3 separate regions of the Mus musculus genome follow, and all the other regions are linked to region 1. Evidence: chromatin loops called from intact Hi-C (ENCODE). Cell type or tissue: left cerebral cortex. All regions are shown on one strand. Links, peaks and the distances in the headings refer to the core of each region. The heading gives the core; the rest is flanking DNA.

What was found. Hi-C counts contacts between places; a loop is a spot of excess contacts. Peaks named below come from ENCODE experiments on the same cell type or tissue, not always from the same donor. Only the 100,000 strongest peaks of a DNase experiment are listed, where the experiment ranks them.
Region 2: it touches region 1 in a loop (10-fold over the local background); 4 of 42 quality-filtered maps call a loop at or near these places.
Region 3: it touches region 1 in a loop (4-fold over the local background); 10 of 42 quality-filtered maps call a loop at or near these places.

Annotation. Positions count from the first base shown.
Region 1 is chr3:133,312,029-133,317,325 of GRCm38, reverse strand. The region is part of intron 1 of Ppa2 (pyrophosphatase (inorganic) 2); the gene reads right to left. Among named protein-coding and RNA genes, the nearest start is that of Ppa2, 4.6 kb to the right of the region's middle. In left cerebral cortex, for the core only: a CTCF peak has its summit at 2,675 (motif pointing left); a DNase peak (open chromatin) is centred at 2,665.
Region 2 is chr3:134,235,158-134,240,454 of GRCm38, reverse strand. Cxxc4 (CXXC finger 4) reads right to left here and starts at 3,960. Exons shown (of 4, transcript NM_001004367.4): 1 at 3,769-3,960; 2 at 3,568-3,643; 3 at 1-1,052. The coding sequence starts at 795. In left cerebral cortex, for the core only: no CTCF peak of the experiment used is centred there; DNase peaks (open chromatin) are centred at 2,828, 3,392, 4,271, 4,452 and 3 more places; H3K4me3 peaks cover 4,000 bases; H3K27ac peaks cover 3,245 bases.
Region 3 is chr3:135,207,823-135,213,119 of GRCm38, reverse strand. Cenpe (centromere protein E) reads right to left here and starts at 557. Exons shown (of 46, transcript NM_173762.4): 1 at 406-557. The coding sequence starts at 461. In left cerebral cortex, for the core only: a CTCF peak has its summit at 2,446; a DNase peak (open chromatin) is centred at 1,013; H3K4me3 peaks cover 549 bases; H3K27ac peaks cover 434 bases.

The DNA of each region.
Region 1 (5,297 bases), core at 610-4,609:
AATAAACTATCATCAATGACAGAAGTCACTGAGGCATCAGAGGGACAGGGCAGGCACTGCTGCTCTTTTGCTCCTGTGCCAGCACGTTATCACTATCCATTATCATTATCAGCCTCGTTATCATCCACAGTTAATGAGAGGCCGGAAGGCTGAGTCTGCGAAAATCCTGAACACTGCAAGTTTCCAAATATTTAGTCTTACACTTGCTCCCGTTACTCTCACCCTCCATGTATAAGAATGTGTCACCACCGCCATGACTCTGTAGTATAATTTCAAATCAGGTATGGAAATACCTCCCACAGTATTCTTTCTGTTTAGTATTGCTCTGGGTCTTTTGTGTCTCCCCATAAACTTTTAGATTGTTTGTTCTATGTCTGCTGAAGAATGGCTTTGGAGTATTGACTGGTAGGATGGTTATTTCCACAGTCTCTTTTCTGCTAATCCATGAGCACTGGATGTCTTTCCATCTTCTAGGGGCTCAATGTCTTTCTTCAGTGTCCTAAAATCTTCATTGCAGAGGTCTTCTGCTTCCTTGATTAGGCTTATTTCCAGGTGTGTGTATATCTGTGAGTGTACTATGAATATCGTACATTACAGGTAAAATGAAAGCAGTGAGGTGGAAGACTGGGGTAGAGGGGTTTGAGGAGGGAAGGGTGTGGGAGGACGGGGTAATGTGTCCTTAGGGAGGACTACCCTAAAATACACGTGAAAAAAAGCCATTGGTAAACCCACGATCCTTGACTTATTGAAGACATATAATTGGAGGATGGTCGAATACATGGAATATGGAAGAAAATGGGAAAAATATAGGGGTTAAGGATTAAGTGGGGATGAAGAAAAGAGACGCGGGAGAAGAAGAGAGGTCATAAATACGCTAACCAGAACTATGGATGTGAAAAAGCTCTATGGAAAACCACTAGTTAGTGAGCTCGCTTAAAAATCTAATTTAAAAAGGGGGAGTTTGAATGAAGTACCCTACCTGAGTGGACAATGGCACTTCCAGAAGACGGCTATAAATAAAGGTCTCAGGGCAAGGCGTGGGATACCCTGCTATTGAGCTTTTTGGTCACGGATGCCCCAGAGGTCTTCAACCACATAGGCTATTGTCAGGCCCTTATTTACCTACTAGAGCAGTATCATAAGACCCATTGCTGAAGACACCACACACTTTGGCTGCAGGACACAGGCTAATTAAAGTCAAACCTAACAGAGAAACCTCCTCCCCGCTGGCTAGCTTTCATGCTGCGAGAATGTTCTCTGCAGGCTGCTGGGGCAGAAAACACATTCCCGCTCCTCCCTAACACATTCCCGCTCCTCCCTAACACTGAACACTGACGTGCCAGGTAAGACCATGCTAGAGAGACCCTGAGCTAAAAGATGTCATCGAAGGTCAGAGGCACCATGCATCATGACACAGTTAGTTCAGCCAGGTAACTTGTCTGAGGTTAGAAAGCCTGAACTGAAACCCAAAGGCCTTGCTTGCTGGCCTGCACCTGTCACCACAGCATAGAAGAAGCTTCTAGAAGCTTCAGGAACCACCCTATAGGGTACTTCCCTGGCTGAACGCCATGAAACTCCAGAGCTACGGGGACAGTGGCTCTCGGCCTTCCTAAGCCTGTGACACTTTGATACAGTTCCTCATGTGGTCGTGACCCCCAACCATAAAACTATTTCCAGTGCTACTTCAGAACTGTAACTTTGCTACTGTTATGAATAATAATGTAAATATCTGATATGCAGCCCCAATGAAAGGGCCACTAGGGTCACAATCCACAGGTTGAGAAACACTGCAAGAGGCTGTTAACAATGTTCTAAGAAGTGAGTCGCATGGCTCAAACGTTTGGGACATGTTGCCTTATGTCCGAACTCTTCAGAACTTTAATGTGTACATTATTATTCTCCAAGATGGCAGTAAAATGAAATGTTTTAGTTAAGCCACAAAACCCTAAGTTTGAAGGCAAAACTAATGCGTAAAATGGACGCAAGTGTTCAAGAAAGCACAGTTTGGGTTACCGGGTCCAAGCCTCTCGCTCCACGATTTATAAAATGACGTCAAGAAATGTAAAGGGCAGAGACAAGGGTTCAGCAAGTCACTAAGCAAGGCCACGGGGCAGAGAGGCGTGGCAGTCCCCGACTCGCTTTCCCGGCATCACCCAGTTTCGTGTCTCTACATTTCTACATATTCCAATTTTTAAAAAGCATTTCATCAGCCAATTATTCTTATTAATTTGGAGGAAAAAAATTGAAGCTCAAAAATGCTCCGTCTGCAACTGTATCAATATCTCAGAGACTTGGAATATGTGTAAAATACGGGCTATGTTTCCATTGCTGAACGATGACTTTCATCCCTAACTCTGGCTTTTCTTCAGTTGAAACAGAACACCCTTGAATTGCTCATAGGCACCAGCACCAAATGCATCCAGGTTGGGTCCTTTTTTATATAATTTTATTTATTTATTTATTTTGATATTACAGTGAGTTACTGTAATGAGTAAACGAAACTAGGAGTTAGCATTTGCATCTCCTGTCCCCCTTCAACCTCTCCTTCAGTGACTGTGACTGTCTGGATTAAAAGTTCCTCATCTCCTCTTCCCCAGCTCACCCTCAAGTAGATTGACTGCCTTTTCAGCCGCCCCTTTCAGCAGTCCCGGGCCACTGGTGCCCTCTGGTGGTAGGTACAGGAATTGTCTAACTCCACTTTCCAGTAAGAAGCCATTTGAACCCTTTCCCCAGATAGCGCCCAATTTTATTCGGATTTTTGCCATTTGCTGCAGTAAAACATTTTGTCTGTTTTTCCCTTCTGTTCCGCCCTACTCACTCTATTAAATAAAAAATAATTTTTACTTATGACATCCTAGTTTCACAATAATCTTATGTATATTTGATGCTAAAAACAAAAACCAAAAAAACCGAATTACAGGGTAGCCTCAGAGATGCTGTCACAGATCTTGTCCAACACAGAGTACTTGAATTTCTACTATGAATGCATTCAATGCCTTGAAGGAATACTAGTGCTGCTAGGACCTTGAGAGGATTGGAACAAGGTGCGCTGCTTCCTCCTAAGACAGAACTGCCCCCAGCAGCACACAGCAGAACCAGGATTAACACCCAGGCCTCCCCACCCCAAATGCAGTGCTTGGCCAACTGTGCAGTAGATTGCAGGCCCTCAAACAGCTTTTCTCTGCCTTTTTTACATTCTCCACTATCAGTTATCTTTTTTTTTATTTTTGAGGGCAAGGCATGGAGCTGTACTTCAACCCCTGCTTGCTCAGCACACTTTTTGTAGACTGCGCCCTGACCTAGGTAGGTTGTATCTCATTATAGCAGTAGTTTCAGGTTAAGCTGTACCCTGAGAAACTCCATTCTACAAGCAGAATTTGACTCCCTTTTAAGTCCAAATGCGGGGAGGCAAGAGGACTCTGCACCTTGGTGAGCAATTAAACAACCAGCTTAATAACCTGCATTTGCTCTCCAGGACCCACATGTGTTACTGGCATGTGCATGTATGCATACACACACATATGTGTAGCTGGCACATGCATGCATGGACACACACATGTGTAGCTGGCATATGCATGCATGGACACACATGTGTAGCTGGCACGGGCATGCAGGCATACACACACATGTGTGGCTGGCATGTGCATGCAGGCATACACACATGTGTAGTTGGCATGTGCATGCATGGACACACATGTGTAGCTGGCATGTGCATGAATGCACACACAAACACACACAAGTGCTACAACATCCTCCCATGGATGCCATAAAGAAAAGCCTGTTTGCAGAAGGTGTGGGGAGCCCCACACTGGGAACCATAGACACTGTATTTCTGCATTGGGGTTTCTAGTCCCATTAAAAGAATCTAGAAACAGACTTGAAAGGAAGTGTGATGACAATCGTTTTAGAAATTGAAGAAGAATCATCAGAGGTTGCAGGCTGTGGATTGGGGCAGCTCCCTGGGAGAAGACTGGGAAGAGGAAGAGAGAAAGCCATAGCTGGTGAGCAGCCACGTGGTGAGAGGGGGAGGGATAGCTTCAGAAAGTCTGGAAAAAAGAAATAACTCTGTTTTCCAAGTAACTCAGAAAAGTGGGCAGGCTCAGCAGTGCTCTGTAAGCTTCGATGCTGAGTGAGGGTGTCTGGGAAGGATAAGTACAATAGCCTTATTACACATAAAGGGCATAATTATTCCTCCCATCTCCTTAGCATAGCGCTAGGCGCATCAGCCTCCCTGACAGCCAGTCTCGGCGAGGTGACTGACAGGCCCAGATGGATTAACTCTTATGGGAGTTGACATAATGTTCTAATCTTTGGAGAACACCAGCAGGTCTTATCTCCACCCAGGGCCAAAGGTTCATTCTTTTGGATAGGAGGAAATTGCTTTTCCTCATTGAGCCCCTACAGAGCTGTATATCCATCCTCAATGGCCTTGAAGAATGACATTCCCCCTCCCGTTCCCCCCCCAACAGTCTCTAATCTCTTAGAAGATGGGAAGAGAATGGGAAATAGAAATAACTCATTTTTGTTTTGTTTTTAATGAAAACCTAGAGATCCAGAATGGATTAATGTCCGGACCAGACTTTCAATCACACCTTCCTTCATAGGTGGCTTCCAGAACAGAAGTCAGAAGAGATGAGGATCCAGGGCTCCCTTCCAGCACTCCTGACCAGGAGACAGACAGCTCCCACTGTCCCTGGGGCTTCAGGTGCAGCCTCCTAGAATTCTTCTGGCCCACTCCCTCTCAACCCTTCACATGGACAACCTGACTTAACCACGAAGCTCAGCTCAACTCTGACCCCGTGGCTCTCGGCCTGGTTCAAACCTCTGACTTATCTGATTTCCCAGCACCTTGAACAAACACCTGCAGTGATTCTCTCTGCATCTGCAACAGCCAGTTTCTGCCTTTTTGTATAGACACTGGGAAGCCCTAAAACAGCTACAGCCTCTTTTAACTCTTCTGCAGCCATTCTGTAACCTACACATAGAGATGTATTTACCACAGGGTGTGTATGCGTGACCTTGGAGTTAGCAGTAACTAAGATTGGAATCGAGAGCCTGGTTTGAGCTGGGGAGATAACTAAATTGGCAAAACCCTTGGCTGTGCAAGCAAGCAGTAGGATGTGAGTTTGCTCCCCAGAACCCAGGTAACAAAACCAAGCAGGATGGTGCATGCTTATTGTCCCAGTCCTGGGGAGGCAGAGACCAACAGATCTCGGTGGCCCCTGGCCATCTAGCCTCACCTACCTCCAGATCAGTGACACGCTCTGCCTCAAAAAATACAATAAACAGCACCCAAG
Region 2 (5,297 bases), core at 901-4,900, 920 kb before region 1:
GGCTGCTGAGGCTGCTGCGGGGGAGTGAAGGGCTGTCATGACGATGACCCCTGGAGGTAATGAGATGCCCCCTAAAGCCGGGATAGCGGAAAAAGTCCCCACCCGCTCGGGGAGATTCATTATCTCTGCTTCAGCAGCGCCGCATTTGAGCTTGTTCATGCATTCCCCCGCCAAAGGTCTGCAGTGTTCGGGGGATAAGGTGGAGAGGAAATTAGTATTTGCCATTTGCAACGACGGCTCTGGCGGACAGCCAGCCTTCCCCAGCCGCTGGGAGTCGTTCCGGTGGTGCATGCTGGTCCTGCCGCCGCCGCCGCCGCCGCCGCCTCCGCCGCTGCCACCGCCGCCGCCGCCACCGCCACCGCCGGCGGCGGGGAGGATCGCCGAGGAGGAGGCGGAGGAGGAGGCGGCGGCCGAGGAGGATTTCCTGCCGGCCCCGCCGCCCCCACCCCCGCCCCCACCGCCTCCGCCGCCGCCCCCGCTGCCCCAGAGCATCGCGGTGGCGGCGGCGGTGGCCGCGTTGTCGCAGTTCCACGGGGACATGCCGATGCGCGCGGCGGCCGCGGCGGCGGCGGCGCTGCTGGGGAAGATGGGGGTGGTGATGCGCGCGATCTTGGCTGCCTGCGGGAAGGCGCCCCCGTTGGTCTTGTAGAAGGAGGTGGCAAAGGAGCGGTAACGCTCCATCTCCGAGTTGTAATCCACAAGGCTGTTCAGGGCCCCCTCGGGCAGGTGGCTTTCCTTGGGCAAGCCCGGGGCCTCCGGGCTCGGCCCGGGCTCCACGCAGACATTGGTGTTCATGGTGCAGGGGGGGAAGAAGGGGTGCAGGGTGGAAGTGGGGACCGCCTGGTCCGACACCTGGGTGGGAAAGGGGGAGAGGTGGGGGGAAGGGAAGCGGGTGATGGTGGGGTCGGGGTACGGGCCGGGCCGTGCAGGAAAGTGGGATCCGGGTGGGGAGAGCAAGGCGAGGGCTGCTCTAGTCCTCTCTGGGGCGCATGTCCACAGACGGTGACTTCCCAAGCAGCGTCTTCCTTTGCATTATCCTCCAACTGTTACAACTAAAATAAAGAAAGTCATTCCAACGAGCTGCACCAGAAAAAAATTAAAAATAAATAAACAGCCGCCCTCGCTACCCCACCGCAGACACCACAGAAAGCTCCCACGTTCTCCAGTCGGGTCGTTTGCATAACAATCATCAAGACGTGACCCCCCTCGCCCCCCCAACACTCCCAAGCCCTGCTCCCTCCCTCTCTCCCGACAGCACACCGCACAGCTCCTCCCCCTCCCCCTATTCTTGTAACCCTCCTGAGAAAAAATGTATTAATAGCTAGAGTACCCAGGGAAAGAGGAAAGACAGGGGTGACAAATGCCGAGGGAAAAGGGCAATTGGAGTGCTAAAGACATGCAAATCAGGGGTGGGAGGGCGATACTACCTATAAGCAGAGGGCATTTAAACATTATGAAATGTGTGAACAAGTGCTGCCTGGGCATGCAAATGCTGTAAAGTAGAAACAGCAATGGCCCTATGAGGAAAACGAACCGGAAATTAGCAAATGAAGTACTGAGAAAGTCTACAATACATCCGCGCATAAACTGTAAGCAAACACAATACAACTGAGAGCTACAAGACTGCCCACATACAATTTGAACCAAAGAGGCAGGAGGGGGGTGGAAAAAAAGAACTACCAGCTGCCACAGTGTCCTTCTGTGTCTGCTGTCATTAGTTTGAATCCCAGCACAGCTGGCTCTGTTAGGGTCTTAATTCAATGGACCAAGGACAGGTCTCAATTGTACAAGCCATTTGGTGGCAGGGGCAAGGTGGTGCACCACTCGCTTTAAAAAGGGAGGAGAGATAGAAAGATGGAATGTAGGTAGGTAGGTAGGTAGGTAGGTAGGTAGGTAGGTAGGTAGGTAGAAAGAAAGAAATGTATAGATAGATCTCAAATACAAGCAATGTCACAGGCTCAGAACTAAGTGTCTGCTGCTCCTATAAGAATACTCCCAATCATTTCTAATGGAGATTGCTGTGTCTTCCCAAGAAAGGAGGAAAGCAAGGGAGTTTTTTTTTTTTTTTTAAATCATTCACCAACACTGATTTTTGCATAAAGAGAAGGGAGATTCCTTCAGGTGTTTTTTTATCCAAAGAACTGTTAAGATGTTTTTTTCCCCCCTTTGCTATTTTTTAAGAGGAAAGTTTAATGCTAACTGGGTATTTGCATTTCTCTCTCTGCTTACAGGCCATCAATAAGCATTAGGAAGAGGGGTTCTGCTTGTTTATTAAGGGTGAGAGCTATATCATATCCTTCTAAGAATTAAAGCAAAAATATAAAATGTATATTCACCTTAAAAAAACAGTTTCTTTGTTTCCCTATTTATTTTTTTCTTTGCCAGAGTACCTTTCTCTGGCTTCTTCTGAAGCCTAGAGGTTGGTGTGGAATTAAAACTGAGGGCCTAGCAATCTCTGTCTCAAAATTTCAGAGTTTCAAATGCATATCAATTATAGTCATTATGCTTATAATTAGATTAATGAAGCATTATGTCCAAACTTCAAATTTGAAAACTTCAAGGTCTACTGATGAGGCACCCTAAAAAAAGGGGGGTTTATGTAAACAAATCCCTATTAGGCAAAGTAAAGCAAGATAAGGAACCTCCCTCCGGCTGGATTAGAAACTGGCAGGCATCCTTCAATCACAGCAAGTCCCTAATCACTCAGGCACCACCTCTGTGGTTTCACATTAGGGAAAACTGCTCCCTTCTGAGGCCTGATGACAATACAAAGGTGCCCCCCAAATCCTCCTGGCTAAATATTCCTGACACTTGCTAGGGTCTGGGGGGAAAGACACAGTAAGAATACACATACAGCTTCCGTTTCTGTGAATTACATTGAAGATGCAAGATCATAATAACTGCTAGTCACTAGAAACTAGTTCCGCCAACCATGCAATGGGCATCATCCCACTGAGGGGAGGGGACACTAACATTTTAGTCTTTTGACCTTGTTCCAAATAAAGAAGGGATCTAATATCCCCCTTTCAGAGTCTTAGCATGGTGTTTCCAAACAAGCTGTCCTTGCTTCTCCAATTGCTACTACCTCCCCCCCCCTTCCCTCCTCTAGGTTCAATACCACCAGAAACTGTAGAAAAGGATTGTGCCCAGCATCCAGGTCATTATTGTTTAATCAATGCATCCCTGGAGCATGAAAAAAAGGTACCTAAGCCACAGCTATTGTTTGGCTTTTATTTAGCAACAAAATAAAGCACACACCAATAACTATAGTTCTAACACCAAAGCTAAAATAAACATCCATACTTCATGATCCTGCTTTGCCTCTGAACAATGTGACTGTACATGCCTAATACTGTATGTCTGATCTACCAGAGACATGGAGATCAAAGGTCATATTTAACATTCAGGAGGAGGGGCCGGTGCAGATTAATTAATTAATTAATACAGTCACGGTTTTTATTGCTGGAGACCAGCATTAATCTACTTTTACAATCCCACCGGACAGCAAACATTTAAGAGAGAAAGAGAAGCGGGGAAGCCAGAGGAAGAGAAAGAACAATCACTTACCAGTCTCTTTTTATTTGGGGAGCCTTAGAATTTACAGACGCTGCCAGTCTGCCTTTAATTAGTTGCACATCACCCCCTAACACAAAGAAACACAAATCCAGATGTGTCTTGGCAGCTCCCAATTACAACTTTAATACTTGTAAACAAACTGTTGGGAATGGGGGGGTGGGGTAAATAAATATGCGGATGAAAAAAAAATACCTGTAAATGGCTTTTTTTTTTCTTGTTGTAGAGAGGAGGAGGAGATGGTGTTAGTGGAGGGGGTGGAAGGAGGAGGAGGTGGGGGTGGAGAGGAAAGCGCCGAGTGTGAGCGTGTGTGGGAGAGCGCGGGGCTGTTGTCGGTGGTCTCTGCTCTTCCCGGCGCGTTGCTCCCGGTCCGTCTCCAGTCGCTGTGTGCGAGGGAGGGAGGGAGGGAGCCGGGGAGTCTCTCTCTCTCTCGCTCTCTCGCTCTCTCTCTCTCTCTCTCTCTCTCTCTTTCTCACCCCCCCCCCCCTCGCTCTGTTTGTGTGTGTGCGTGTGTGCGGTGGCTGGGGGAGGGGAGCGCGGAGAAAGGCGAGGGAGGCGGTGCGGAGCCGGGGGCGGGGGCGGGCCGAGGTGAGCAGGACGCAGGGCGCGGACACCTCCCGATGATTGGCTGCAAATTACACGGGGAACAAGAGGCGCACGCGGGCCAGCGCTCCTTTTCACAAATCCCCAGCTCGCCGGCGCGGCCACGTTTCCCGGCTCGCCCGCCACCCCGCCAGCCTCCGGCGCGGCGAAGGATTTGCTTTTTTTTTTTTTTTTTTTTTTTTTTTTTTTCTTCTGGCAGATAATTGTTTGGAAGGGATGGAAGAGAGGGCGTTCCCGCCCCTCGCGCCCTCGCTCTCTGCGGGTGTGTTTGTGCACGCTGGGCGGGGGGGTGTGTAAATAAACTTGTCTGGGTTCCCTGGCTGAGCTGGGAAGAGCTGTGCCAGACACAGAGGGGAGGTCCTGTGTGCTGCAGGAAGACTCTCTCAGTTTCACATCCCGGTCGCGTGCTTTTAAAGGATCTTCCTGGCGGGGCCGGGAGAGACTCTTTAAAAGAGAATCATTATCGTTTTAAAGTAAGGGGGAAAGGGACTGGTGTTCTGCTGGTTCGAATCCCTGAAATGTTATTATGCCGGAATGTAAAAAATTTGATGTGATGCTTGACCGGTCTCAGTCTGTGACTGCCTTTCTCTCTTCTCCCACACCGCCTTCCATTCCCACTGTGTCCGGGTCTTCCTGCCCTACAAAGCTTCGCCCTCCCCCTTTACTCTTTCATCCGGTAATTCCAAGGAGTCAAATATCTATCCCACCTCCCTAATTTTAATTCCAAACTTTACTTTCATATCTAAATGATCTCTTTTAACTAATTTTAATGTGATGGGCATTTTTACTTCCCATCACCTGGGGAAAATACTTCAAACTGAAAGATAAGTATTTAGCACACATCGCATATAAATAAAACTCATAAAATCCAACTATGAATTAACCCCTTCCTTCCTGCCTCAAAGAAACCGAGATACACTAAACACATGCTGTCCACACTGAAAGAAACAGGCATGAAATAGGATGTAAATGTTTAAGTCCTTTTAAATGTGATTCTTTCTCCTTTCCCCCTACCCACTTGGAAGGGATTTTGAGAAGGGATCTCACACTGTATCCCAGGAATTTCTAGAATTTGCTATACAGCTCAGGCTAGCCTGGTTCCCTTCTTGGCAGTCATCCTG
Region 3 (5,297 bases), core at 901-4,900, 1.9 Mb before region 1:
GCTGTCAAGTCAACAGCTAATGCTAACTAGGAGCCAGCTTTTTCCCAAATTAGGGAAGGAACTTAAATGCAAGAAATAATCAATTTTGAGAATCTCGCCTATCGACCACCCGTTTAATACCAATTTCTCAAGCTTTAGCATCTCTAGCTGAAGGCCAGAAGCCAGCAAACCCAGTAGACTTCATCAACCCCCTCTTGTCTTTTCTTTCTGGCATTCCCGACCTTTTCCCACTACTGAACATTCACTGTCTCCGTCCATCAGGCGAGGACGGCAGTGTCCCCTGAGCAGAACTACGCGCAGTCGGACCGTGTTTTCGGGGAAACGGAGTCCTGCACCCGGGTGTCGGTGTGACTCGGGGCAGCGCGGGCTGGGACGCAGGTCCCCACGCCGCCCCAGGCCGCCTACCTGCTGTTGAGGGGTCGCACACGAACACAGACAGCCACTGAAGCCTCCTCGGCCATCCTGTCCGCTGCAGACTAAGGGAAACGAAGGAGAGCAACGGCGCCGACCGAGCTCCCGGGCCGCCCCGCCTTTAAGTTTAAAATGTCCTCAAGGTTGCAGCGGATTGGGTGGCGCAGCGTCATGACGTCACGGGACAGTCCAAGTGCTGCGGCGAGTGGGGGTTGCGGGGGGAAAGGCGGGGCGAGTCCATGGATGGGGAAGGCGGGGGAGACTCAGAGATCCCGGAACTGAGAGCCTCAGAACTCAGCTGGAGAGAAGTTTTGTGTTAGAGTCACGCCTGCAGAACAAAAGAATTATAATCTTAAAAAACAAACAAACAAGAACTCCAGACTAGACCAAACCAAAAAAAGCTTTCGTTTTGTTTTAAAGCCTCCAATGGGAACTCACTGCCCAGCCAGGAAAGGAAGATTTTCTTTTCTTTTGGAACTGCTTTGAGGCGTTGTTGTTTCTTTTCTTTAACTTTCATTTCTCTGGACGGTGAGTGTAAGAGCCTCATGTAAGGGAGAGAATCATTGACACCTGGGAAAATGTTGTGGGGACATGACAGTGCTGCACACTAGAGCATGGATTACCCGAGAAATCCCCAGTACTAGGCATGGAACACTTCTTTTCATGTTGGTTAGAGTAATCCAAGAGGCTCCCAAAATAATAAAGCTACGCCTTAGGGACGAGGCTTCTAGCTCAGAAACAGCTGGAATTTTCTAATTCCCGACAAGTCTGAAGTATGTGGTGTCTCCAGGCAACAATGACTTAACCTTCAGCCTCAGGGAGGCAACCAAGGACAATTTGGGGATGTCAGTTCTCTCCTACCACTAGGTTCTAGGGATTCAACTTTAGCTTGGCAGCCAGTGACTTTACTCACTGAGCTATCTTCCCTGCCCTGTTTTAACTTTTTTTTTTTTTTTTAAAGTGGGCAAATATATATTTAGCTGTAGGGAACAAACTTATGAAGGGGAAGAAATGTTATGTCATTAAAGGCTCAGAGGCAAGGAAGGGATTTTTTAGAGCAAGAGTATTATTTTCACAGCTGTGATTTTGTCACACTGTCTTTGCTAACATTATATAGCAGGCAGTATTTATTAAAGATTGACTGTATTCCACTATATGATCTATGCTGTTCATCAAGAGATAATTATTAGAAGGAAAAAGAGAGGGACTGAGAGGGTAGCAGAAGAGGTGAATTTGACAAAAGGACGTAATATTCAGGTATGAAAATGTCATAACAAAATGAAACGTCTTGTACAATTAATATACACTAATGAGAAAGAGATGGTGCTTGATGGTTCAAGGCCAATGGGGGCAGTTTAATCAGTCTCACAATAACTGAAAAGGGGGCCGGAGCTGGGGAATCCTGCATCATTCTGTTCAATTCCTAACAGTACAGAAAAAGAGATATTCATTGTGAAACTGTTTTATGTTGTGCTTTTTTTTTTCAAACCCAGATACCAATTGTTTGATTTTACCAAAGAAGCCTAGGGAGCCAGATGCTGGGTATAAAAGCCTGCTAGCTCAGAGAGTCAGAGGAAGCACCCCGCTGACCCTCCTCCTCAGCTGATGTTCCAAAAGGAAGCTCTCCTTCTCAAAAACCCCTCAATTTCCCTTCTATTTCCTGTGCGTCTCTCTATCCGTCCTCCTGACTTCCTCTTATTTTCCATTAATAGTCCTGTTCTAAGTAAATCCAAATGGCTGTGATCAAAGGTGTGTGCTAGGGCTGACCCACACCACAACTACAAACAGATGTTTTCCAGTAAATAACCCAATCTTGGGGTTCTCAGTGTGATCAAATGTCCTGCAACAATGTTGAATATTTTTCCAGGCTTAGAAAACAACAAGCATGACTACAGCAGAGTATATGTGGCTTCTTATTCTTTTAGAAGCGGTAGTAATACGCACAAGTATCTCTGTCTCTCCCAGGGTAGAGAGAACAAAAGACATTAGTGAGCATGAGAGCTTCTCATGAAAGGCACTCTTGTGGAAGAAGCAGGCAGTGCATAATAAATAGCAACATAACGATTGCATTCTTTAGAAATCATCTTTATTGATACGAAAGCGGAGGGAAAGTTCTCTGTTATAACTAAGGAACTGAAAGCTTGATACATTGGGATAGCTGCTAGTCAGAGCCATAGGGGTTTACTTAGAAGTTCACAAGAACAGAGGGGCTGCACTCAAACAAGTGGATATTCATTAGGTATCATAGTTTAAACTAGACTTTTTACTCCAAAGACACGATCTTAGCTAATGTTGTCATTGTATCATGTGTAGGTCTGTACTGGCTGGTTTTGTGTCAACTTGACACAACTGGAGTTATCACAGAGAAAGGAGCTTCAGTTGAGGAAATGCCTCCATGAGATACAACTGTAAGGCATTTTCTCAATTAGTGATCAAAGGGGGAAAGGCCCCTTGTGGGTGGGACCATCTCTGGGCTGGTAGTCTTCCTCTGGCAGGCCGAGCAAGCCAGAGGAAGCAAGCCAGTAAAGAACATCCCTCCATGGCCTCTGCATCAGCTCCTGCTTCCTGACCTGTTTGAGTTCCTGACCCTGACTTCCTTGATGATAAACAGCAATATGGAATTGTAAGCTGAATAAACCCTTTCCTCCCCAACTTGCTTCTTGTATCATTCTTGTTTGTGTAGGAATAGAAACTCTGACTAAGACAAGGTCCAAGTTATTTTTTTTTTCAGAGTCATCTGGATAACAAGGACAGAAGACACATTTGAGCATTCGTTCGCTCTTGCTGCTGTTGCTTTATGAAAGGAGCTTAATTTTGCTTCAGTGTTAGAATTTCTTTTTTTCGAGACAGGGTTTCTCTGTATAGCCCTGGCTGTCCTGGAACTCACTTTGTAGACCAGGCTGGCCTTGAACTCAGAAATCCGCCTGCCTCTGCCTCCGGAGTGCCGGTATTAAAGGCGTGCGCCACCACGCCCGGCTCAGTGTTAGAAAAAAATTAGCAAAGTGCCTGATGTTGACGCGGCACACCTACCTCCTTCCCAGTACCTCAGAGAAAGAGGCAGGTGGATCTTTGTGCATTTCAGGATAGCCTGGTCTATAGAGCTAGTTCCAGAACAGGACAGCCAAAGATAGACAGACAAAACCTGTCTGAATGTGGTGGCTCATACCTTTAATCCCACCCCTTGGGAGACAGAGGCAGGTGGGTCTCTGTGAGTTCAAGGACAGCCTGGTCTCCTGAGCTAGTTCCAGGACAGCCTGGGTTACACAGAAGAACCCCATCCATGACCACTTTGACTGCTGAACTGGAATCAGTTGCTAACCCAGCCCCAGACTCAGCTTCCTTGAGTACCTGGGACACATAGGTGTCTCTGTAAGGCTTCCTTCTTGTGAGTCTAGCAGGTTTCTCAACCTCTGGACCTCTCAAAGGCAGAGCCTGAAGGAGGGTTAAAGCATAGCATGACCCTCCCCACCCCCAAGGCACGTGGAGATAAATCTCAGAGACCTTGGTTGGAAGGTGCACTAGAAATGTTCCTAGGCAAACTCTTCTTTCACCGAGCCTTGAGGCTGAAGGACTTGCATGGCCTTCATGACAAGAAGGCTTGACCTATCCTTGTCTGCTAGCTTCTGATGTTTGGACACTTGGACACCCTTCTTGGCTCCCATCGTTTCCTGCTGAAATAGGAGTCTGTAGATCATAACCTGGTTCTTCTTGGGCAACAACACCATAGTGGCTGTGGAGTTGAAGGCTGAGGTAGAAAAGCTCAGTTTATGTTGCTGTAACTAAACTAGCTGCCAGCGGCAGCTTATGGGAAAGAAGATTTGTGTTGGCTCATACTTTCAGAGTCTCAGTTCATCGGGTGGGAAGAGCAAAGCAACGTTGATGCAGAAGAAGAATGTAGCAAGGGCTACTCACATCATGGCCGATCACCTGGCAGGGAGGGAGGTTAGACACAGGAACGGTACAACCGTCAGGGGCCTCACTCACAAGACTTACATTTAACATTTAAGACTCCGCTCCTACAGGCTCCGAAACTTCCCAAAACTGTGCCTCCAGCCAGATACCAAGTAGTCAAATTGTGATCTTGTGAGGAAACTTTTGATTCAAAGCTTAAAAACAATTTTCTCTTAAAATGTGCTTGTTAAGTGATTGTCAGCCTCCCAGTTGATGGCAAGCCCATCCTTCCTGTTATCTAGGACAACTATGGCGTAGTGGTGTGCAGCTCACACTCTTTGCTATTAACGTCTATGATCAGCATACGTGGACATTCTTTAAGGGTTGCCACAGATACTCCAGAGCATAACCATCTCTGACTGCTTCTACTGATGACTGGTCCATGGATGTCTCTATGTGTCGACTCCTACCCATTTCCACTGTTGGTCTACTCTCAGTGAAACAACTTCAGTGACTTTAAAAACATGTCAGTCATGTCACTGTCTCCAGACACCCAGTGTTCCCTCTTTACTCTCATTCCCTTGAGGATGAAACTCAGACTCTTCTAGTGGTGCCCAGATCCTGATCGGTTTCCTTCTCTCTCTCCGTCTTTCTTTTTTGGGGTGTTTGTGTGGGACATTGGACCTAGGGCCTCACACTATGATAGACACATGCCACATGGCCTAAGCTACATTTGCAGTCCTCACGTTGGCTCCTGGCTATGCCCTGGCCTCACTTCCTATTACTCTCTTGTATCTCTCCTTTTGGTACACACTGGAGAACAGACCCCTATCCTCTTCACTGGCTGTTCTATGTGGCAGACAGGCTGCTGCCCAGATAGGCTGCTTCCATGTGAGTCTAGGCTCTCCACAAACATACCTTCTTGGAGCTTATTCTCTGTACAAAATAACAGCTCCCATGTCTCCTGCTTCTGTTTTGTTCTTCTTTATACACTT